Linked DNA regions of Homo sapiens: all the other regions are linked to region 2. Evidence: chromatin contacts called from ENCODE Hi-C or POLR2A ChIA-PET data. All regions are on one chromosome and are shown on one strand. The core of a region is the stretch at or near the end of the contact, and the rest is flanking DNA. Distances in the headings are between cores, read along the strand shown.

What was found. A loop is a pair of places that touch in the nucleus more often than their neighbours do. ChIA-PET counts read pairs that join two places held with the same protein, here RNA polymerase II (POLR2A). Pooled maps may share reads with other maps.
Region 1: a map of Calu3 shows a loop between it and region 2 (3-fold over the local background). The contact joins two enhancer-like sites. A Hi-C loop is called at or near these places in 2 of 168 maps with a recorded cell type or tissue (Calu3 and HepG2), 8 of 37 single-sample maps with no recorded cell type and 5 of 50 pooled maps. POLR2A ChIA-PET finds 5 or more read pairs at or near these places in 1 of 52 experiments (HepG2).
Region 3: a loop to region 2 is called in a map of aorta, with 3 times the contacts of the local background. The contact joins two enhancer-like sites. A Hi-C loop is called at or near these places in 3 of 168 maps with a recorded cell type or tissue (PC-9, Right ventricle myocardium superior and aorta) and 14 of 50 pooled maps. POLR2A ChIA-PET finds 5 or more read pairs at or near these places in 4 of 52 experiments (AG04450, BJ, MCF 10A and 1 more).

What each region holds. Positions count from the first base shown.
Region 1 is chr5:96,176,128-96,179,360 of GRCh38, forward strand. All of the region lies in intron 1 of LOC101929710 (a long non-coding RNA gene), which reads left to right. It also overlaps a transcript of CAST not described here. Among named protein-coding and RNA genes, the nearest start is that of MIR583, 99 kb to the left of the region's middle. Within about 2 kb of position 1,349, at least 3 of the 41 ENCODE cell types and tissues checked have a DNase peak (open chromatin) inside an H3K27ac peak, as active enhancers do.
Region 2 is chr5:95,868,875-95,872,036 of GRCh38, forward strand. All of the region lies in intron 1 of LOC105379091 (a long non-coding RNA gene), which reads left to right. Among named protein-coding and RNA genes, the nearest start is that of LINC01554, 18 kb to the left of the region's middle. Within about 2 kb of position 1,302, at least 7 of the 41 ENCODE cell types and tissues checked have a DNase peak (open chromatin) inside an H3K27ac peak, as active enhancers do.
Region 3 is chr5:96,219,011-96,222,178 of GRCh38, forward strand. The region is part of intron 1 of LOC101929710 (a long non-coding RNA gene); the gene reads left to right. It also overlaps a transcript of CAST not described here. Among named protein-coding and RNA genes, the nearest start is that of MIR583, 140 kb to the left of the region's middle. Within about 2 kb of position 1,686, at least 4 of the 41 ENCODE cell types and tissues checked have a DNase peak (open chromatin) inside an H3K27ac peak, as active enhancers do.

The sequences.
Region 1 (3,233 bases), core at 99-2,598, 310 kb after region 2:
AGGGAATAGGAGGACAAGACAGAAAAGTCTTCTACACAGAGGAACATGTGCAAAGGCCTTCGGAGAGAGAGAGAATGTGGTACATTTGGGGAACTGCCAATAATTTGCATTTGGCTGAAGTGTATAGTTCAAGAGATAAAGTGATAAAAGAGAAGGCAGTCTAGAGAAAGGAGCAGGAGCTGATTACAGATAAGCTTTGCTGAAGATTTTAGGCTGAGGAAAAGGACAACTTTTATTCATTAATTCAGCAAAACTTTATGAAGTGCCTTATGTGCTATGCACTGTTTTAGGCACTGGGAATACATCAGTGAACAGACAGAAGTCCCCACCTTCATTCTGTCTACATTCTAGGGGGCAAGGTAGATAGCAAACTAAGAAATTCTTAGGTAAGATGCCAAGTTTTTGAGGATTTTTGAGTTTGATGCAATATGGAAGCAATTTTTCAACTGGTAACACTTGAGAAGTCACAGGTTAACACCAAAGAATATGTATATTTTTGACAATGCCACTTGAGATTTTGGCATACTTTCACTTTTCTGAGTGAAACTAAACTAAAAGTTTGTCAGTCACAAGGACTGGCTTTTCTTTCTTCCTGAGCCCCTTCTGATAAGGACCTTTTCATAACCCTGTATCGCATGAGTTCTCAATGGTGTTAATTAAATTAGTAGAGCAGTAAATTGGTAGTGAGGCTGCTACTGCTTTCTTAAATAATTTGGAGCTCAATGGAATTACATTGTTTTGCAGAGATTCTTTAATAATGTGCCTTTAAGCTTAGGACTGCATCATCTAAATTTCTCTGTCATAGAACTTTTTGGAAATTGTACCAAACTGGGAGTATATGCTATTATAATACTTAAGAATTCAAATAACTTTTCATGTCTTAATGCATTTGCCCTAAAGTAAGAGTTGGTCACACATGTGAGTTGAATCTAAGAAGTTTAGTTTTGTGATTGAGCAAATTTATTATTATGATTATTATTATTAATTTTAGAGATGGTGAAATTATCCCTCATTAAAAAATCTACTCTGCACTTTACCAACGGAGTAGATTTTGCTGAAGTGCTAACAGATTGCTCTAAAGATACATTCCAAATTACCACCAACTTCCTATTTTGGGAAAAAAAGAAAGGAATCCAGTTTTAAGCCTCTGTCTCTTTAAAACAAAATGCGAGGTGGTGAACTATGTGGCACTTTTGATTATATGTTGAAACCACACTAAGTCCCTGAAATCCAAGAGAATATTGTACTCTGGTCCTTTGTGCAGAATGCTCACATGAGTGCTTACAGGAACCAATCCAGAAGCAAATTGCTGCTGATAGTAACTGACAGCATGAATTACTGCATTTTCAGAGACTCTGCCAGGATCAACCCGTATGATCTCACTTTTGCTCATATAGCAAGCTGAATATGTGCATGTGCTAGAACAAGCCTCCCAAGTTCAGGGAATGGCAAGGTCTCTCAGCAGTTTGAAAATAGCCAGCACCTTTGAAATGAATCACTGTGGCATCTAGTCAGCTCATACTTATAAAACCGGTTTTTCTTTGGTTAATTTCTGACCTTAAGCATGTAAAATCTCTTAGAAAAAGGAGGAACTGATTCATCTGTTTATTTGTCATGTGAAAACCAGACAAGTCAATGAGTGCTGAGGACAACATCAATTTCTCCTTAGCAAGCCGAGCTGCTTCTGGTTCTGCAACTCACTCTGGTCCGTTTGGAGACGTTTTGCAGCTAGTGATTCCCCTGTTGATTCTTAACAACTTTCAGAAATCTTCCTGTAATTTTGAACAAATAAGAACATTGAAGGAAGAACTGTACTCTTCGCTAGAAATACTCAATTGACATAAAATATATCTGATGGAAAATGCTCTAAAAATGAATTCATATTTTGTATACCAACACAACCAAGATCACTAAAATATAATTCAAACATGAGAAGAACTCATCTCAAATATACATATCTGGACATAAAAGTAGGAACTGGAAACATTTGTCCAAAAGATGAAACCATAGATTCAATATCCACAACCACAACCCAAGATCAGTCTCAAGATTTCTTCCATTATTTCAGGACATTATAAAACTCACCTAAATAGTAATAAAATTGCAGGGGAATCTGCATGATTTAATGCCTTTGCCCATCATTAGCAATGTAATCTAGTATTTCTGGGAAAACATAGACCTTCTGAGGTCTTTAACTCTGTTCTTGGCAGACAAAAAGCCTTCCAGGTCATCTTTAAAGACATATTTATTTTTAATTCTTAGGTCTACACATGTTTTCTGTTAATAAGTTGGAATCTTAAGATTGTATTCACTTCTTTATTTATTTTAAAAAATACTCAGTTCTCCTGAAACAATGGTGCCTTTGAAAATGAGGGGGCTAATAGAATAGAAGAAAAAAAAAGAAGCCTTTCCTTCTTTGTTCCATGTTTTGCTTTCTCTAGAAGGGGTGATGGGCTCTAGTCTTTGCAGGATATTTCTCAGTGAGTTAGCACTGCTCTAATGGTGGCCTTTGAGAGAAAGAGGAAAAGTGGGAGAGCCTTGTTTGTTATGGGGGAGCACTGGCTGGTTGAAGACAATCTGAAGGGGAGGTTTTTATCTTGGAGAGCCCTTCCTGGGGAAAATCAGAGGTGGAGATAGACAATCCCAGCATGGTACATGGGATAATATGATGGAGTAATGGGTGCATAGATGAGAGAGCACTTATCTCTCAACTTGGACATTTTACAGGCCTATTTATACGGGCCTCATTCAACAGGTTCAAACTCAACTGATTACTTCTTGCTCCTCCTTCTGTGTTCCTGATCTCAATGAAGCCCCATCTTCCATCCCAGCAAGAAGAGAGAGAAACTTAGGGGTTCCCTCTTGACTCTCTTTTGCCCTTGTACACCAATCAGTCACGAAGACCTGTCAATTATAACTCATTTATCTCTCTCAAGTTCTCAAATTTCATCTTCTTCTCATACTAAATACATATATGTCCTCTCCTTTACAAATAAGCCTGCTAACTGCCCCATCCTTGGTCTCTCCAATCTGATCTCTATCTACACTGTCTAAAACACACATATGACCATCTCATTCTTTTACTTAAAAGGCTCTCCATTGCGTTCAGGAAAAAAATAAAATCAAAACTCCCTTAAATGGAATATTTACCTCTCAATGAATATTCCCTGTCCTACCCTTGCTTCATCACAGGTTTTGTCTTGAATGCCCTCTCTCTGTCCTTTCTTCTCCTG
Region 2 (3,162 bases), core at 52-2,551:
GATATTTCTACAACAGATAGTCATGGCTTTAGACTATTTGTCAAAATAAACTTTTAGAGTTGTCTTGACTTTGATGCCTTCTAGGCCCCTTGAGGGAAGCTGAGAAGGCAAGTACAAAAGTGGGCTAACAGCTACATAAAAATAAGCTAAGGCCCACATCAAGATGTGGTGTGAGGCTGGGCATGGTGGCTCACGCCTGCAATCCCAACACTTTGGGAGGCTGAGGCCAGGAGTTCAAGACCAGCCTTGGCAACATAGCGAGACCTGCTCCCTCAAAAAAACAAAACAAAACAAAACAAAACTGGGCATGGTGGCACACACCTGTAATTCCAGCTACTTGGGAGGCTGAGGTGGGAGGATCACCTGAGGTCAGGTGTTTGAGACCAGCCTGGCCAACATGGTGAAACCCCAGCTCTACTAAAAATACAAAAAAATTAGCCAGGCATGGTGGCATGCACCTGTAGGCAGGAGGATCGCTTGAACTCAGGAAGTGGAGGTTGCAGTGATCCGACATCATGCCACTGCACTCCAGCCTGGGTGACAGAGCAAAACTCTGTCTCCAAAAAAAGAAAAAAAAAAAAAAAGAAAGAAAAGAAATAAAGAATGAAAAGTGGCATGAGAGTAGGAGCAGAAAGAGGCAAGAAATATTTGGGCTCAGGCACCAAAATAAGCCCAGGCTAAACCAAGTTTCACAAAACTTCATCCCCCAGCCCCAAGCCTGGGGAACCACAGTGTGGGCACAGTGAACACGTTTGCAGCCACTTCCTCAGCATGAGCTGAGATACCACATAAGAAGAAATCAAAACAAAACCTACCTCTTTTTTTTTTTTGGCTTGAGGGAGCTAGTTTTATTTTAGGGGCTAAAAAGAGGAAAAGGATGTACTGATTTCCACAGTTAGGCAGTATCTGTACAGAATGTTTTAAGAAAGCAAAGAAGTTTAATAGGTGTTAGAAATAGTATGCTTTAACCTTTTCAAGTGGCATGGGTTTTAATTTTGGCATAACTTTTAAAGGAGACATTGCTATCTTTTTTTTCTTTTAATGTGTACAACTTATGCAGTAAATTATAAGGGTGTTGGCCAACACATTTTATATATATACATATATATTTGTGTAAAATATATATATGTAAATATTTTTCTGTTTTTGTTCTATTAGCTAATACATACAAAGAAGCTAGATACAAAAGCATCACTTCTAGAAAATAAAGGATACTAAACCAAAAAGATGATACAGCAGTGCTCATGCTTCCTTAGTTGTTTGTTGTTGAGTCACTTACATGGTTTTTCCAGACAAATGTCTGAGGGAACTATACCTGCTTTGATAAGGGTTGAGTCAAAAGTAGATGAAGGAACTGCTATGAATAGAAAAAAGGAAACTCAAGCTGCTGGTAAGCTTAGGAAATGTGGAAATGAGATCATATTCAGAGAACAAATTTACTTTTAGTTTTGAAATAACCCCTTCTCTGAATGGGTAAGTTCTATGTAGTCCAGCCTGTGGAAAATACTCAGTGATTAAGGGGCTGCCAGTGGCTATGGGAAATGGACTTGGTTGGCTTCTACTGGAGGTGGGGGTTTGCTGCTCCTCCTGAGAAATGGGGCTGCTAAGGAAAGGAGTCAGCTCTGCAGGTCAGGCCCACGGATTCTCAGTGTTCAATGCCATGTGCTTCACAACAGTCTGAGTGTGACATTCTCAGTGTTGCTTTTGATTTCTATGTTTCTGAGAAGCAGTTAGTCTCACATTGATCTCAGCTTGGTGGTCCCTGGGTTTAGTGGGAACTCCCCAGCCATGGTTAATACCATCCTCTGCGTCCGTGGTGACACTGGTTCATGGACTTGCCTCTTTCTTCATTCCCTTTTACAGAAGGCTGATGGTTAAAGTCCCAGCCATAATCCTACCCAGGAATATAGTTCCAAAATTTAACTATGGGAAAAACATGACCATAAGTTTCCCTAGAACTCATCTTTGCAGTGTTTTAAATGGAATTCTGGAACATTTGTGGTCTCTTGCTCCTGTGAAGAGGTTGTTTCCTGCTTTGCTTTATAGATGCCATTTCCTCCCTGGCGCATTTAAAAAACCACTGCATACAGCATTCTGGGAGCTATAGAAGGATTAAGAATGACCTTTAGCTGAGGAACGAGACAGCACAGCTACAGGAGATTCTGATCTATTTTCTTTTTACATGTACAGTGTTGCACCTCTATGGAAAGCACTGGCCAAGTTCCAAGCCAGCCTCAAGCAGACCCTAAATATTCCAAAGAAATAGCCTGCAGTCACTACAAAACTTGCCTAAAGACATGCCAGGGTAAAAACCCAGTTCAAATCTGCTAAAGGTGTCTCCCACTCAAAGGGTAGAGGGCAGGGATTTCTTTCTAAATGAGGGAACATAAGATAAGGTACACATTATGATAATACCATTTCCTACACTTGATAGTTTGAAAACCACTTTCACAATGGTTCTCTTATTTGTTTTTTGTGGGGTTTTTTTTGGCCAGGAAAGTACAGTGTACATCATTTGCTTTTTAGACATAAGGTTAATAGAACAAGAGCAATGATACAGCTAAAAGTTATACAATCAATTACATAACAGATATACTTAACAAGAGGTAAGAACTTTTTTTTTTTTTTTTGACACAGAGTCTCATGCTATCACTCAGGCTGGAGCACACTGGCGCGATCTCAGCTCACCGCACTCCACCTCCCGGGTTCAAGCGATTCTCATGTCTCAGCCTCTTGAGTAGCTGGGATTACAGGCTTGAGCCAACACACCTAGCTAATGTTTGTATCTTTAGTAGAGATGGGGTTTTACTGCGTTGCCCAGGCTGGTCGTGAACTCCTGACCTCAAGTGATCTGCCTGCCTCGGCCTCCCAAAGTGCTGGAATTACAAGTGTGAGCCACCGCTCCCAGTCAGAATATTTTTTAAAAAGTCTTTATATATGTTAGATAGTTAATACAACAGATAATGGCAATTAAGGAATGAAGCATGTTACGCAAGTAGACTTAATTTGGAAGGAAAATAAACATTTACAAAACAGCTACTATGAGCCAGGCATTGTGCAGGGATCTTGACATGCATTATTCCACTTGATCCTTACAGTAGGTTAGTAGTATTCGCTAATTTTCCAAAGAAAAAGAAAAAAACTCTAAAGTTCAAAGAACTC
Region 3 (3,168 bases), core at 436-2,935, 350 kb after region 2:
TTGTGAGGAATAAATGAAGCTGTGTGCAGAACAGCTACGTAGTATATGCCTGGCACAGGATAAGTGCTCAGTTAATGTGAGGTATTATCACTATTATTTTTTATGTGTATGATTTCATGGCCCATGTGGTGAATTGTTTGAGCTATGTCATGACAGATATATAATGTCAATTTAACCAAAAATTTTCATTTGTATTTCTTGAACTCATAGAGGTTCAGGCTTAGCACATAATCACACTCCTCAAGAACATCTCTTATTTTTCTTCCCCATCTACTTCTATTATGCATTCAGGAGCTGGCCTTCCTAAGACGCTTCATTCAAAACTATTTTTTGGTTCTCATCCATTTTGCCCCTGTCTCATAGCCCCAAAGTGGCTGTCACAAACCTATGAGACAGGCATTATACCCATTTTATAGATAAAGGAAGTGAGCCTCAGAGAGCTACTAAATAACTGATCCAAGATTATACAGCTAATAAGTGGCATTGCCTAGTCCATGTCAAAGTTGCCAGCCTGGCCAGGCATGGTGGCCCATGCCTGTAATCCCAGCACTTCGGGAGGTTGAGGCAGAAGGATTGCTTGAGCCTAGGAGGTCAAGGCTTCAGTGAGCCATGTTTGTGCCACTGCACTCTGGCCTGGGCAACAAAGTGCGGCCTTGTCTCAAATAAAAAGAAGGAAGGAAGGGAAGGAAGGAAAGGAGGGAGGGAGGAAGGAGAAAGCAAGAAAGGGAAGGAAGGAAGGCAGGCAGGCAGGAAGGAAGGAAGGAAGAAAGGAAGGAAGGAAGGAGAGAAAGAAAAGAAAAAAGAAAAGGAAAAGAAAGAGAAAGGTAGGTGGTTGGCATGTTTAATATCTCTTAAATTCCTTCTCATTGTCTCCACAGAAGACCCCACTCTGTCTCCTGCTAAAGGTCTGTCAGAGCCTGTACAAAGGTTTTAAGGTCACTTTCTTTTGGAGCAGGATGTCTGAAGCTGATGCTGTATGTTGCCCAATGAACAGCCATTCCTTTCCCCTTTCTTCCTTGTTGTTAAAGCCTGTCTCCCACGACAGAGACTGAAAATGCTAAATACTAGTTTTCCCTGCCTCTTTGTTGCTATGGTGTGGGTCTGTGACTCAGTCCTGGCTAATGGGACGTGAGGAGAAGTTTGCTCAGAGGCATCTGAAAAGGGTTTGTCTCCTTAGTACAAAGATATAAGAGGAGTCTCTACTCTCTTCCTACCCTTCCTGTTTTGAACATTGCTTTGTGAAGACATGATGCTTCGGGCTGTGGCAGCCATCTGGTGTCTATAATGTTTTGTGCCCCCTCTTCATGCATTTTAATCTCAGATGGTAAAAGACACCCTCAAGTACACTAGGACTTACCTATAATTAATTGAGCTATTCAGAACATGTTATGTAAATGTTAACATGACCATGGTAAAGAATAGAATATTTTAATGGAAATGTTTGTGAGGAGGAATAAACCTTTGAAATTATCTAGATTATCAACTCTTCATTTCACAGAAAAAAGAAACTGATACCCAAAGCATTTAAACATCTTTCCTAAAATTATACTTGGTTAGTGACAGAGTCTGGCATAGAAGCTAGGCCTTCTGACTCTGTTTCAAACATTATTTCTGTAAGACATTTTTTGATGAATAAGACATCACTCAGTTGGAGCTGTGCTACTTAAAATATTTGTGACGAGTAAGTGACCATCTGAAGTGATTCAACTTGTTTGATTCATTTTGTTTCTAAATAGTTCTAAGCTTAGTTGGCTATTTAGTGAGACTACCTGACATCCTTTTTTTCTGAGAGTCTTTCTTGAGTTTAGTAAGTTGTTTGAAACAAAAGTACCAAGATTTCAGTCATTCTGCAGCAGAGAAACCAACATTCCGTGATGCCCTTTGTCGGTATGATATTAGTCAGAGAAGGAAGAGTTGCATCACTCCCTAGTGCCATTATTTGTAATTGTGTGCTTCACTAAAGGAGATTACAATTAATTTTATTCACAACATATATTTTCAATGTTAAATTTAACAGAGTTTAGGTCATTATGGATTACTTGAATGTCACTTTGCCCTCCCTTGGCCTGTTGTGGATTGATTTGTAGTCTCTAAGAACATATTCTGAAGTCCTAATCTCTGGTACCTAGAAATGTTACCTTATTTGGAAATAAGGTCTTCACAGATGTAGTCAAGTTAAGTATCCTTGTCATATTGAAGACAAGGATCTCCACTCTTACCACTCCTATTCAACATAATACTGGAAGTCCTAGCCAGAGCAATCAGGCAAGAGAAAAAAATAAAGGGCATTCGAATTGGAAAAGAGGAAGTAAAATTGTCTCTCTTTGCAGGTTCTTATGTTAAGAAAACCTAAAGGCTCCATCATAACCCTCCTAGAGCTGGTAAACAAATTCAGTAAAGTTGCAGGATACAAAATCAATATACAAAAATCAGTAGTGTTTATATACACCAATAATGAAATAGCTGAAAAAGAAATCAACAAGGCAACCCCATTTACAACAGCTGACAAAAAATAAAATATCTAGGAATAAACGTAACCAAGGCAGTCAAAGATTGCTATAAGAAAAACTACAAAACACTGATGAAAGAAGTTGAAGAGGACACAAACAAATGGGAAAACAGTCCACACTCATGGACTAGAAGAGTCAATATCATTAAAATGACTGTGCTGCTCAAAGCAATATACATATTCAATGCAATCTCTATCAAAATACCAATGTCATCTTTCACAGAAATAGAAAAAAAATCCTAAAATTTATTTAGAACAAAAAAAGAGCCAGAAGAGTCAAAGGAATCTTGAGCAAAAAGAACAGAACTGGAGGTAACACACCACCTGACTTCAAAGTATATTACAAGGCTATAGTAACCAAAACAGCATCGTATTGGTATAAAAATAGACACACAGTCGACGAGGAACAGAATAGAGCACCCAGAAATAAATCCACGTATTTACAGCCAACTGATTTTCAACAAAGGTGCCAAGAACATACACTGGGGAAAGGACATGCTTTTTAATAAATAGTGTTGGGAAAATTAGATATCCATATGCAGAATAATAAAACTGGACCTCTATCTCTCCCCACATACAAGAATCAACCCAAGATGGATTAAAGATTTAAATGTAGGACATGAAACTATAAAACTACTAGAAAAAACCATAGAGAAAAT